Regions from separate parts of the Homo sapiens genome. Here region 1 is linked to region 2. Evidence: chromatin contacts called from ENCODE Hi-C or POLR2A ChIA-PET data. All regions are on one chromosome and are shown on one strand. Each heading gives the region's core, a stretch centred on a gene start or an enhancer-like site at or near the end of the contact. The rest is flanking DNA. Distances are from core to core; before and after follow the strand shown.

The links. A loop is a pair of places that touch in the nucleus more often than their neighbours do. ChIA-PET counts read pairs that join two places held with the same protein, here RNA polymerase II (POLR2A). Pooled maps may share reads with other maps.
Region 1: a loop to region 2 is called in a map with no recorded cell type, with 14 times the contacts of the local background. The contact joins the promoter of BCOR here to the enhancer-like site in region 2. A Hi-C loop is called at or near these places in 2 of 37 single-sample maps with no recorded cell type and 2 of 50 pooled maps. POLR2A ChIA-PET finds 5 or more read pairs at or near these places in 3 of 52 experiments (HEK293, OCI-LY7 and WTC11).

Annotation. Positions count from the first base shown.
Region 1 is chrX:40,096,638-40,103,200 of GRCh38, forward strand. It overlaps BCOR (BCL6 corepressor), which reads right to left and starts at 1,321. Exons shown (of 15, transcript NM_001123385.2): 1 at 578-1,321. It overlaps LOC107985687 (translation initiation factor IF-2-like), which reads right to left. Exons shown (of 1, transcript NR_171574.1): 1 at 5,099-6,563. RefSeq lists silencers at 885-944, 1,035-1,084, 1,145-1,374, 1,395-1,514, 1,645-1,814 and 1 more and enhancers at 3,711-4,231, 5,902-6,492.
Region 2 is chrX:38,877,909-38,884,752 of GRCh38, forward strand. All of the region lies in intron 1 of LOC124905177 (a long non-coding RNA gene), which reads left to right. Among named protein-coding and RNA genes, the nearest start is that of MID1IP1-AS1, 77 kb to the left of the region's middle. RefSeq lists an enhancer at 1,887-1,936. Within about 2 kb of position 5,488, at least 4 of the 41 ENCODE cell types and tissues checked have a DNase peak (open chromatin) inside an H3K27ac peak, as active enhancers do; they include OCI-LY7, where a contact is called at or near this core.

The DNA of each region.
Region 1 (6,563 bases), core at 71-2,570, 1.2 Mb after region 2:
CACCCTCGCGCACGCACACGCCGACGTTCCACTTGGAGGAACGACCGGCCCCCGGAGAGGCGAGACGAGGCGGCGGTGGCGGCGGCTGGGGGTTTTTACAGTTCTTTCCCGAGTCGAAAAAGAAAGCAGACGGCAACCCGCTGCCCTCCCCTTCCTGCTCGCGAGCTAACGCCGAACCCAGCTTCCCAGCTTCCAGCCCACCTCCCCCCCCTCCGCCCGACTCGCGGCGCTCAGCGGCGACCGCGCTCCCGCGCACAGACACACACAGGCTGCAAACTTCCACTCTGCGAACTCCCTGCTCTCCTCCTGGCCCACCGGGAGGCGCCAGGCCCCCAGCCGCGCCCCCTCCCTCCCTGGTGCCCACGCGGGGCCGCTTAGGTTGGCTGCATTTTAAATAACATAGCTATGAAATAAAAACGAAAGCGAGCCAAGCAGCCAAAGGGAAGCGCGAGGCAAAAGCTTCGCGGGGTACGCTGCGGGAGGGGGCCCCGGGAGAGGGGGCCGACTGCAGCCCTCAGCGCGCCCGCCCGCCCACCCGTCCGCGGTCTCCCGGGGGAAAGGTGTTCCGGGCACTGACCTGAAATCCCCGGTGGGGGAGTAGGCAGGGAGCCTGCGATCCGGCTCTTTGAAGTTTTCCCCCAAGCGGACTCGAGGCGGCGAGAAGGAGCGGGGGGCGGTTGGGTGGGTGGAGAGAGATATGAGGGGTGGGGGGGGTTGGCGACGTTAACGAGCGGAGAAGGAGCCGGGCCGGAGAAGCGCGGCGAGCAGCAAAGTTTGCGGTCCCCGGCTGCCCGCAGCCCGCTCGCGGCGCCGCGCTCACTCGACTCCCTCGCCGTCTGCTGGCAGCCGGCTGCCCTCGGGGTCGGCCCCGCCGAGGGGTGGGCTCTGGGCCGGGTGGGGGCGGGGCGGGGCGGGCTCGGGGCCTCCGGGCAGGTGGCGACAGCCCCGTGCGATCCTCCGGGCTCCCGCAGCTGGACTGGGCTTGGCCGAGCTCAGCAGCTCCCGCGCTGCCGCCGCCGCCCGCGCTCGGGCAGGAGCCCCAGCGCCATGTTGACGGTTCGCCGCGAGCGCCCGCTCGGGCTGGGTGTGTGTGAGTGTGTGTGAGTGTTGGCCAAGTCGTCCCTGCGCGGCGACAGCGCGGCTTGGGCTCTCCGCCCGGCGGCTCGCGGGCTCCCCCTCCGCCGCCGCCGCCCGCCTAGCTCCCGCTCTCGGTCGCGGTCTGGGCTCCTGCGCGTCTCCCCCGCAGCCGCCGAGCTCGGCCCGCGTTCAGCGAGGAGCGCAGCTCTGCCTCACCTTGCCGCTGGGAGCCCAGGCTCCGTCTGCCGCCGCACGCCGCGATCCCAACGCGTCCCCCCTCCCTGGTTCCCTCCTCTTCCTCCTCCCCCTCCCTCCGCCCGTCCTCCCTCCCGCCCGCCCTACCTCCCTCCCTCCCAACAGCCGCCTCCCCTCCCCCCGCAGGCGCAGCGCTCGGGCGACAGCCGCCCGCCCGCCGCCGCCTCCAGCTCTCGCAAGTTTGAGCTCCGCCAGTCTCCGCTCACCCTCCGCTGCGGCGCCTCCGCGGCGGGGTTTCGGGAGGGGTGATTCCCCAGGAAAGGTTTGCCCGAGTTTCCCCGGCCGTCATCGATGCACGGCCCGGCACGTTTTGGCCTCTCTGGATCCGAACCCCGGACCACTTGGGTGGCGCCCCCCCTCCTCGTCCCCCGGCCTCCCCTCCCCAGCTCGGGCCGAGTTGGCTGCGCACGCCCGACCCGGGCGCACGTCCTGGGCGAGCCGGAGACCGACTTGGGCGGCGGCGGCGGCGAGGGCTGCCGGCAGAGCCAGAGCCGAAGGGATGGGGGCGGCGGGGGCGGCTCTCCCAGCCGCGCGCCGAGACTCCCCTCGCTACCCAGAAGGCCAGTGGAGGACCGCAATTACCATAAAGCGCCTCGCACTCCGCTCAGCCAAAGCTGTCAAACCCCAGCGGCAGCAGCCGCTGCCGCCGCCTCTTGCCACCAGCGCTGCGCTCTCCCGGCCTCGTCCCCTCCGAGACCCAGCGGAGCGTGGCCTGTGTGCTCCCGTGCTCACCCCCACCCCAGTTTGCCCCTTCCTCCCAGAGGAGCCCTTTCCCATTTCGGTGTTAAAAGCTACCTGAAAACACCACCCCAGGCAACGGTGGCCGTTCCGCCTGAACTCCGCGCCCGAGTTCCCCGGACGTTTCAATTGTGTGGGAATTGTTTGGAGGTGGGGGAAGGGGGGAGCAGCCCGTGGAGGCACCGGGAGGCGTGTGGGGGGCGGTCGGCGAGCGGAGATCCGCCTGTATTTCTCCCGGTTCTCGAGCATTTTCACGGTCTGTACCTCTGATGGTTGGAGGGGCTGCCCAGGCCCCTCGCCCCGGCGTTGGGAGATTATCTCCCGCGTTTTATTTTCCTTGACAGGGAGCAACTTTTGGCTTACACCGTTCGCCCCATAAATTTCCACTCGGTAACGTCGTGCTGATCGGTGCTTGGCGGCGGCGTACAGCCTGCGCCCGCAGCAGTTCAATTCAATTGACACGTATTGAGCTTCTCCAGCGCACCCGGCGCGGCTCTGGGCGCGGGGGGAGGGCGGGGGCAGGCGGGAGGGAGGGGGAAGCGGAGAAGCGAGGTTCCGGCCTCCCCGGAGCGCAAAGCCTCAAGGGCGAGCCGAGAAGCCCTAGTTGGTGAAGCTGGCGGGAAGGGGTAGGAGTGGGGGAGGGGGTATTCCGGACTAACCGCGCCCAGACTGCGGGCCCGGACTTCGCGGCCAATGGTGACCCCATTCGGCTGCCCACTAGGGTCTTTTTATACTGGGAAGGGGGTGGGGTGTCTCTTTCTGCCTAAGGACAAGATGGTGCAGGCTCCATGAAACATAAATCTGAAATGGAGGTGGCTTGTAAATCCACACGGAAAGTTTTTAAAATATCCTGGAGTGTCCCCATGCCAAAAATAATCAAAAGCATCTCAAGTTGATTACTAAGTCAAGGTCAAGGCCAAAATCAGCTCTAGCTAGCAGATATTTTCCCTTTTAAAAATTAGACTCACTACTGACTGTGGGACTGGTATTAGGTGCGATTTTATTCATTCTGTTTTAGTTCTCAGCACATAGTTATAAAAACAGCCCTTCTCAAAGCAGAAGTGAAACATCTCTACCGTTTGAAACCCGAAACTTCGGCAGAATTAAATCTTCATGCTCCAGAGCTGCTTATAACAACTGATGCAAAAGACAGGCGAGCAAGTGCCCCCGCGAGCAGTGCCCAGCCAGGCTGGGCCGCGAACGCTTCCAGGACCAGCGCCTGCAGAATGGAATGCACGCTTTTTTCTTCCTGGTCTTTCTGGGGGTGGATATCTCTGCAAGCCAACCCACACATTTTTTTAATCTCCGGTAACAAGCAGAAAGACACCTGGACTATTATGCTGTAAAACTATTTTTTATAAAGACATTTTAGGACCAGACATTAAAAGTTATTAGATTGAACGCATGCGAGTTACAGACACAGCTGGAGAAAAGGCCTCTGGTTGTGTGTTGTGGCAACATTTCTTTTTGAAGCGACTCCTTTTATTCAAAACAAGTCAAAAATAACCGGGAAGGCTGAAGCTGGGTATTTGTGGGGAAACTCTGAACGTGGTTCCAGGCGAGGAGGCCGCTCTGCTGCTGCAGGCTGGACGGGAGAACTGGCCTGGGCCAGTGTGGAGCCGTGCCAGGCTCTTCCGGCTCGGTTAGGCCGAACCGCAGAGGCCCTGGCCCGGCGCCCAGCCACCTTCTATCCCCTCCCCTCGTCTCCCCAACTCTGCCCCCAGGCACAGGCTTTTCTCGGAGTTCGAAGTCGCATGTAAACGTCCAGAACTTTTAGAAAATCCAGGAACCGAGCTCGGGGCCTGCAGCCTCTCAGAGTCTTACGGCCTCCCGGGGCTGCTGACAAAGAGGCCTGTTTGTCTAACTTTAAAAGTCCTAGAATTCGGGAGGCTGAGCCAGGAGAATCGCTTGAACCCGGGAGGCGGAGGTTGCGGTGAGCCGAGATCGCGCCGTTGCACTCCAGCCTGGGCAACAAGAGCGAAACTCCGTCTCAAAAAAAAAAAAAGAAAAGAAAAAGAAAAAAAAAAGTCCTAGAGTTAAAATGAACAGGGGTGGTGGGGGTGCTGTAAATGCGAAGGGGCCGAGGGGAGGGCTGACTGGGGGAGAAATTTGATGCTGGAGACAAACAGGCCAGTAAATTCGCCTTTGACGTAATTTGCAACATCCTCCCCCACCTTTTCTAGGGATCTTGCCTCCACGGTAGGCTGGTAGGATTAAAGGGTTTCTCCTCCATCTCCTAGGGATACATTTTTCAACTCCGTGGGATTTCAAAAATATCTTATTAAGGGAGTCCTAAGAGGCATGAGTGGTGGGGGGGATTCGTGACTCACTGGGAATTAAAATGTGGGATTTTCCCGAGGCGCTATAAGGCAGAGGGGGGGAGGGGAGATTACACCTATTGGCCCGGTTAGTTCCAATTGTTCTGGGGAAAACAAGCAGAAAGCTGTCGAAGGGCAATCCCATCTTGTGTCCTCACTTAAGAAGGGGCTCAGGGAGCTGGGGATGCCGCGGGGCCTGCAATGGGTGCCGGCGGTTTGGCCCTTCTCCTGCCCCCTCCTCTCCTGCCCTCCCACAAGCCCTTCGGGAGCTGACCCGGGGGTCAGGCTGCTATACCCAGCACTCAGCAAGGGGAGGATTTCAATGAAAACAGAGGAGGAGGAGAGAGTGAGCAAAGGAGTGCATGGGAGGGGAGGCCGTGCAGCCCACGGAGAAATAAAGAAATAGGTGCCGAAATGAGAGGTGCTGCGGATGGAGCAGCGGGGGCTGCCCCTCCGCCACCAATCTCCCTTCCCATGGAAGTGTCTCCTGATTATAACAAACCACTCGACCTCAGGCTAACCAGGCCCTGCAACTGGGCAATCGAGCTGGCCCTTCTAGGAGCAGGCCTTGAGCCTGGCTGCCCTTCTCAAGGCAGGTTGACTCTGCAAGACCCGCTAGGGCCTCTCCCACACACCTCCAGCTCCACCCTGGCCTAGGGGAAAGGCCAGGCATCCTGTGTTTGGGGGGACCCTGGCCTTCTAACCTTGTGTGCAAGATTTATTTATAACGTATACTAGGATCCACATCATAAAGCTTATAACGTATGTGTAGGCTTCCGATGGTCCTCCTCGGAGGCTGTTCTCAGGGCGATGACACTTGGTACTGGAACAGGTGGGACTCGGATGAGTACAGATAATGTATTTTTACATAATGTGAGGTAGCCTTTCTTTAAAAACACACCCACACTTATAGTCTTCTGGTCACTTTGTACAAGAACTCTGGGCTTATCCAATGGCACTTTAAAAAACATCCGCTGCCCCATCCTCCAAGCACAAGGCACAGCTGGCTTCCCCTCTGAAACTCAAACGAGGTAACAAACAGGAGGCGCATCCTCCTCCCAGGATTTCACTCATCTGGAAACATCTAAAGGTAGCTGCCTCCCAGGGCAGAAGACTGCTGGACTTAAGGGTCGCCAGGCTGAACATGACTGTTCTTTCTTCTTCCTAGCCTTTGGAGGGTTATTGGGTGTTTGGGGAAGGAAGGCCCTAAGGGCAGCCTCTCCGTGGTTCCTAGCAACCATCTTGGAATTTCTGGTCTGGGCTCGATTTGGGTCAGGCCCTGAGCTCCCCGAACACAGGCACGTGTGGGTGAACTGGCATCTACACTACGGGGGCCCGCAGGGTGGTTGGGTGTCGACCAAATGGGCATAATACAGGAGGCTTCTGGGAGGCTGGCCGCCTCTTGCGCTCGGCAAGGGCTTAAGAGCCCTCGACGCCGCCGCGCTGGGCCGGGTGCTCCTGCAGATAAACCCGGACGCCACGTCCCGCCTCGGCTGCTTATTTAGCAAGGCGCCTTCTGCGCATATTTTACCCGGCTGGGGGCAGTGAGTGGGAACCGCCGGGAGAGGGGGCGGGGAACCACCAACTACTCGCCTTCGGACCCAGTGTGCCGGCCTCCGGCCCCAGCCATTTTGTATCCAGCTTCCCTCCTCCACTCCCACCGGGTCCCTGCGAAGACGCACCACCCCGAACCCCTTCGCGGTACCACTCCCGAACTGGAGGGGTAGAGAAGGCTCTGCCAGCCCCTCGCCTGCAGCAGGAAGGTGGGTACGGACCAGCAGAAGGGAAAGCGGTGCTGATCTGTCTCTAAATACCTCTGCCCTCCCGCCCCCAACAAAGTCGGTCACAGAGGTGAGTGGCGCGGGATGGTTGCCTCGAGAAGGTCGCAGCCAGGAGCAAAGCTTTGGGGCTCACAACGGACTGGGCATTCCAAACGGTGTAATCTTCGGCACATTTCACCCGCTCCCATTCCACCTTCCGAACCACTCTGCTCTCGGTGCTCATCCTCCTCTCCATACCTGCGTTCCCAGCGCGTTAGCAGCCGCGCAGCCCCCGGCCCTGAGTGCGGGGGGTGGGGTGGGGGGGCTCAGGGTGGTTTGTGTGGTGCGGCCTGACAGAACCTTCTGTGTGCGGCGGAGGGAGGAGGCTAATGCATAATGCACAGCGCCTGGAAGC
Region 2 (6,844 bases), core at 4,238-6,737:
GTGGTCACTGGGTAAGAAAACTGCTTTGATCTTCATTGATATAATTTTCCTTGTGGAAAGAAAGAGACATTCTATCTATGTGGGAAGATTTTCTTTCCCTTTTAACAAGATTGTTCTCTGTCATTTCTTCAGCTTTTAATTGAAGCATAATGACCATACTGGAAGTGCACAAATCATAACCATACAATTTGATAGATTCACATAAAGCCAACACAGCCATGGAACTACCACCTAGATCATGAGAGTGAATGTGACCGGCACTCTGGTCCTTTCCCCTCGTGCCCCTTTCCAGTCACCTCCCCCACGAAGGGTGGCCACTATCTTGTCTTCTAATACAATAGATGAGTTTTGTCTAGTTTTGAACTTAATATGAGTGGAATCATGTAGCATACACTTTTTTTGTGTCCAGCTTCTTTCATTCAACACATTTGTGAAATTCATCTATATTGTTATGTGTCGTTGTAGTTCAGTTATTCTCATTGCCATAGAGTCATACATTGGATGCATTTACCACAGTTTATCCTTCTTACTTTTGATGGGTATCTGGGTAGTTTCTAGTTTCTTTTACAGTTATAGCTAATGTTGCTTTAAACATTTCTTTCCATGAGCCTATGTACCCATTTCTGTTGGGTATATTCCTAGGAGAGAAATTGCTGGGTCATGGGTTTGTGTATATCCCACTTTAGTAGATGCTGCCAAACAGTTCTCCAAAGTGGTGGCACCAATTCACACTCCCACTGGCAGTGCACAAGAGCTCTGGGCTTCATTATTTTGCTGTTGTATCGTCCTCCCCTATGCCTCTATCTTGGGTAACTTTCAGCCACCGCCACTGTGAATATCTGAGTATGCCTTGGCAGGATTTCACTTGAAAAAGGCTGTTCTCTGGAACTGTCTTTCCTACTTTCTCTTAAGTACTTTCTGTAGCCACAGAAGTGCAGACCGCTTAGCATCTGCTCAAGTACAAAACTGATCTTTACATAATGCTGGCTGGGATTGGGGGAAGTGCAAGTAGAAGAAACCATTCTAGTCATTGAGCTTTGTTTTTTGGAATTATAGTCTTAAAATGTCTCTAATTCCCTGGATGTTAATGCTTGTGGAAGGAATAAGTGAGAGTTAAACTTCCCTTCTGAAAAAGAACATAAGCAGGTATTAAAAGAGAGTTATGAGAATCAGTAAGAATTATAGTTAAGGGTGGGACTGCCTGGATTCAAATCGTGGCTCCATCACTTACCATGTGACTTTAGGCAAATTACTTGAAATCTCTGCTTCAGTTGCCTCAGCTGCCAAGCAGAGAGAATAGTAACATCTATGTCATAGAGGTAGATTTGTGAGGACTAAATGGATTAATACATGTGTAGCTCTTGGAAGAATGCCTGTCATGTGGTAAGTACTATGTGAGTGTTAGCTGTAATGCCTATCTTAAGTCTTGAACCCTAGAAGCAGTTCCTGTGATGCCACAGAGTCATACATTGGGTACATATACCTACGCTGAAACTAATAGAAGTGTGAATTGGTGCACCCACTTTGAAGAACTGTTTGGCAGCATTCATTAAAGTGGGATATATACAAATCTATGACCTAGCAATTTCATTCCTAGGAATATACCCAACAAAAATGGGTACATAGGCACACGGAAAGAAATGTTTAAAGCAGCATTAGCTATAACTGTAAAAGAAACTGGAAACTACCCAAATGCCCATCAAAAGTCAGAAGAATAAACTGTTTTGTTCAAGTTCAGTTGAAAGAGTATTCTCAGGAGGGGGAAGGCAGGAAGCAGGACAGGGCATAGGGAGGAGCTAAGGATGTGGTTGAGCTGGAGCCCAGCTTTAACCTGATTCCAGGGTGGTTCTTGGGGCATAAATGACACCAGAGTTATCTTACCATGAAGCAAGGGGGTTGACTTTTTATACTGTTATGTCAGTCAGTCATTGGCTATGAGATGCTGGGGCTGGGGCACTTTGGACTGGGGACTCAGTTCCTGTTAGTTGAGGACAATCCTCCAGAGAAGGCTGCAGCTGTAAGCTCTTAGCAGTCAACAGCTCACAGCAGCTGGAAGCTGGGTGCACCTGCCAAAAAGGGGATCTGGGCGGGGCAACAACACTGTTTATTTTTCATAGCCAGGTTTTTATTGTAGTGACATCAGAAGAACTGTAAGGCCAATGATAAAGCAAGTCTTTCAGAGGTAAGGCACATAGCTTCCTGGGCATTCTTTTTCAGGAGCAGGAATGTCCACATGTGCTCACGAGCCCGAGAAGTCTGTACCTGCAGATGAGTGATGAGCTCGTGAATGTACCTGCTCCTCCAACAGCAGTTGCCTCCGTATAAGCTTAAAGCATTAAGGCTCCCCTTGTCATCATGTTCCTTCCACTCAAGCGGCCCCTCCCTTAGCCCTGCTTCTTGGGATACTTACCTTTCTAGACCACTACTTTTAATCTAAGTTTTTCTCTGCCTTCTGACCATCTCTATTCCTATGAGGGAAGTGAAAAGAAATGTACAAAATACATCGTCATTTATTGGAGGCTCACTGGCTCCTTAGTCTGTTTGCTTGGCAGTGAAATGTCACCACACCAAGAGCTCATGACTTAATCAGCATTTATATAATCTGCCCCTCTCTTTGGGAGATGAAGCCAGTGAGCTCTGCTAGATGCATGTTTGATTTCTAGAAGGTATTTCTGCTGGCCGTGACTCTCTCAGTATCCAGCTCTCCACTTGCACTGAACAAGGCAACATTAAAGCAAGCTGAGTCACTCTGTAGACAAATAGGAAGCCACTTACTTCCCTGTCTCTGCACCTAGGGAATGCTGGGAGAGCCGGTGAACACCCCAGCACTAGTGGGGCTGGGAGTTTTAAAGTACTACATGAAAAAGCCAGACTCACACTAACATACACATTTCTTAATTTCAATTCAACAAAGTGGGAGAGGTGCACATCAGCCTACCTGGGAGGTAAAATCTGGGAAAGGAAACTAGAATGTACAGTGGCACTAAGCTGAAATCTGCAACATGTACCATTTTCAAGCATTGGTTTGTTAGATAGTAAGTAGTTTGCTCATTCATTCATTCAGCTGGTATTCAGTAACTATCCTCTATGTGTCAGTTTCTGTGCTCCATGCTGGACCTATCAAGGAAATTAGCCACAAAACAAATAATTGTAATTGTGATAAGTATTATAAAGGGCCAAATCCAGTAGGAACTGGGAGCTCTAGCATATTGCTTACTACTACCAGGAGAGAAGTTGGGAAGATTTTTAGCATAGGGACTGCTACTTCTGACACACATGAAACTTTGTGGGTTCATCAGAAGGCCAAAACCAAAAAGGTTAAAAAATTAATTTTTGGACTCCAGTGCTTTGCATGCAATGAATGACTGCACAGATGCCTGCCAGTTCATTCACACATTCGTTTGACAAACATCTGAACACCTCCAGGACATACCAACTGGACAGACTCATTTTTGATTCTTCAGGTATAGCCATGTGCCACATCATGACATTTCAGTCGATGACAGATTGCATATACAATGGTGGTCCCATAAAATTATAATGGAGTGATATGATGGAGTAGGCTATACCATCTAGGTTTGTGTATGTAAACTCTATGATGTTCACACAATGACAAAATCGCCTAATGTGCATTTCTTAGAGTGTATTCCCACCCTTAAGCGATGAATATCTGTAGTAACATTTTTGCATTCTGCATCAAGGGCATCATCCCTTTCTTCTATCCTCCCTGGGCTGCTCTGCTCAGATATACCTGAAGATCACCTGGGTAGGTTAGAATTTAAAAGAAAACCCTGATGGAAGAAGAAAATGATTCCATCAAGAAAAATTGTTAATTGTGTTTTCTAAACCTTTTCCCCAAGGAGGTTTTCAAGCAAGCGGTGAATTTTCATGTGCAAAGCAGGAGGGCTTGTTTATGTCTTTAACCTTGATGAACAACAGGAGAGCTGGCCAATGTTCGTGTGATTGTTGGTCACTACGTGACTCAGTGGTCAAAACAAAACCCATGGGACCTGACTCCTGAGGCCTGTGCTTCACTATCAGCCATAACTTCCTCATTTCTTTTTATGGCTGGTGGATTTGGCCCTTTAAATAGCATTGCATGAAGCTAGCGCAGTCAACAGTTCAGGATTTGAGCTAAATGGAGGCAGCATAGGCCAGATAGGTAATGTAATACAGTAGCACAGCAGCAGCAAGAGCAACAGTAATGATAGTGATAGCAGGAGTAGGAGTAGTAACCATATTGTGTGTGTTGTGCACTGTACTTAGCACTTGTCCTCATTATCTTATTTAATTCTCTCAACGGTCTCAGGATATATGTACAATCAACCGTCCACATCCATAGTTCCATATCTGCGGATTCAACCAAACTTGGATAGAAAATATTTTTTAAAATAACAATACAAATGTAAAAATAATACAAATTTTAAAAACCAATACAGTGTATCAATTGCTTTGGGAAACTGAGGTGGGAGGATTATTTGAGGCCAGTAGTTTGAGACCAGCCTGGTCAACATACTGAGATAACATTTACACTGTATTAGGTATTATAAGTAATCTAGAGATGACTTAAAGTATGCAGGAGGATATGCGTAGGTTATATGCAAACACTAAGCAATTGTATATAGATTTTGGTATCCATGGGAGGTTCTGAAACCAATCCTCCACATATACCAAGGGACAACTGTGTTAGTATTATTGTTCAATAGAGGTCAGCTAACTTGCCCAGGGTTACAATGGTTTAAGTGGCAGACTCAGAAGTGGAATCAAGATCTTTCTGACCGCAAGATTTATTTTCTTATTTCAATTTATCATCTCTCAAGAAAGTGAGCTTTGGGATAAAAGAAAAATAAAACTGCCAGTTAAAGCTCTATGAACATGGTGAGGATATTTAAACATTTTGTCCTTTGGTTTTCTTCTCTGAAAAATGAAAATAGCTCAGAAGAGTTGTGAAAATTAAATGGATTAATTAATTTAAAATCTCTGGCACATAGTAGGCACTCAATAAATGTTAGTTTCCTTCCTTTTTGAGAAAGCCACTTGGATTCCTTTGCAGGATGGAAATCAAGGAAGCATTAGCTCAAGTTGAAGCTTTTCAGAGATCTGAAACTAATACTGCCTGAGTTTTTCCAACTCAGGAAGGAGGCTAGTGAAATATCACAGCCCTCAGCCAGGTGGCCTGTTACTGAGTAAACCCTGATGGGAAATGGTGGCAGGGGACTACTTCTGTTACACAGGGTAGCTGATATGCAAACATAAGTCACTGTATTGCCATATAAAGATTTAGTTCATAACCGTGTGATACTATAGTTACTTTGAGAGAAGAGAACTAAAAAAACTCAAGCTGTAGTCCAGTGAAATTGTTCATTTTTGGTAAAAGAGATTCTGGCAGTTTGAGACTCCATCCCTGGTTGATTGTTGAAGCTTCCAGAGAATGAGTCCAGTGACTCCTCATCTCCTGTACTATGATTGGGCACTGAGTCACACTCCCAACCCCACCCTGGCCCTCTATGGCACTCCCCAACTGGCGTTCCTGCAAGCTTTCCAAACCAGGGTACAGTCATACTTCCCACAAACCTGCTAAGGGCTTCCTGGGACAGCGGATGCTTGAGGAGTGCTTGGTCAAGGCCTAGGTTTAAGTCGTGGTTTTGCCTCAAGTGAGGGATAACTCTCAGCAGTCTTGCTCATAAGTCTTTTTGAAGAACCAACTTTTTTTTTTTTTAACTTTTAAGTTCAGGGGTACGTGTGCAGGTTTGTTATATAGGTAAACTTGTGTTTACCTTGTGGGTTTTGTTGTACAGATTATTTTGTCACCCAGATATTAAGCCTAGTGTACCAATAGTTATATTTCCTGATCCTCCCCCTCCTCCCACCCTCCTTCCTCTGATAGGCCCCAGTGTCTGTTAGAACCAACTTTTCACTTCTTGAGTATCTCTATTGTCCGTTTATGTTCTTTGGCTTATCTTTATTGTTTCCTTCCTTTTGCTTTCTCTGAATGTAATGTGTTGTATTTTTCTTCTTGGAATGAATAATGAGATCACTAACTTTTAGCTTTATTTCCTAATTTATGAATTCAAAGCTATAAATTTCCCTGTAAGCATAGCTTTAACTGCACCCCACAAGTTTTGCTATGCTATATTTTTATTACCACTCAGTTCAAAGTTTTTTTCTAACCTTTATTGGGATTTTTTTTTTTACCTGGGAGTTATTTAGAAGTATAATACTTAAGTTCCAAATATTTGAGGATTTTCCAGTTATATATCCTTAAATTGCTTTTTAATTTATTCTAGCTGTGGTCAGGGAACATACTCTAAGTGATCTCAATTGTTCAAAATTTATTCGATGTGCTTTATGGCCCAGCTATATATAATTTTGGTAAATGTTTCATGTACACTTGATATATATATATATATAATATATAGTATGCAATATTAAACATATGCACAAAATATATCAATTAAATCAAGTTTGTTATTTGTATGTTTCAAATCTTCCTTATTGTTTCAATTTCGTGCCTGTTGTTTTTTTCTTTCTCTAACAGTTGTGGAGGGAAATAACTAACAAGGCAGAAATTGTAACAATAATCCAGGTCTCAGAATGAAGTACATATACCTACATTTTGCATTCCTTGGAATTCTTTTTCCATAACTTCCTGCTAACCAGAAAGATGTGAATTTGGGAAAGGTGGTCCAAAGGCTTTCTGTTGGGCTTGTATTTTCAAATGTAAGGGAGTTGCCTTACAATTCCTCACCATGATTGTGAATTTGTCTGTTTCCTCTTTATTTCAGTCAATTTTTGCTTTATAGTTTAAGGCTACATTATTACATACATATAAGATTGTTTTATC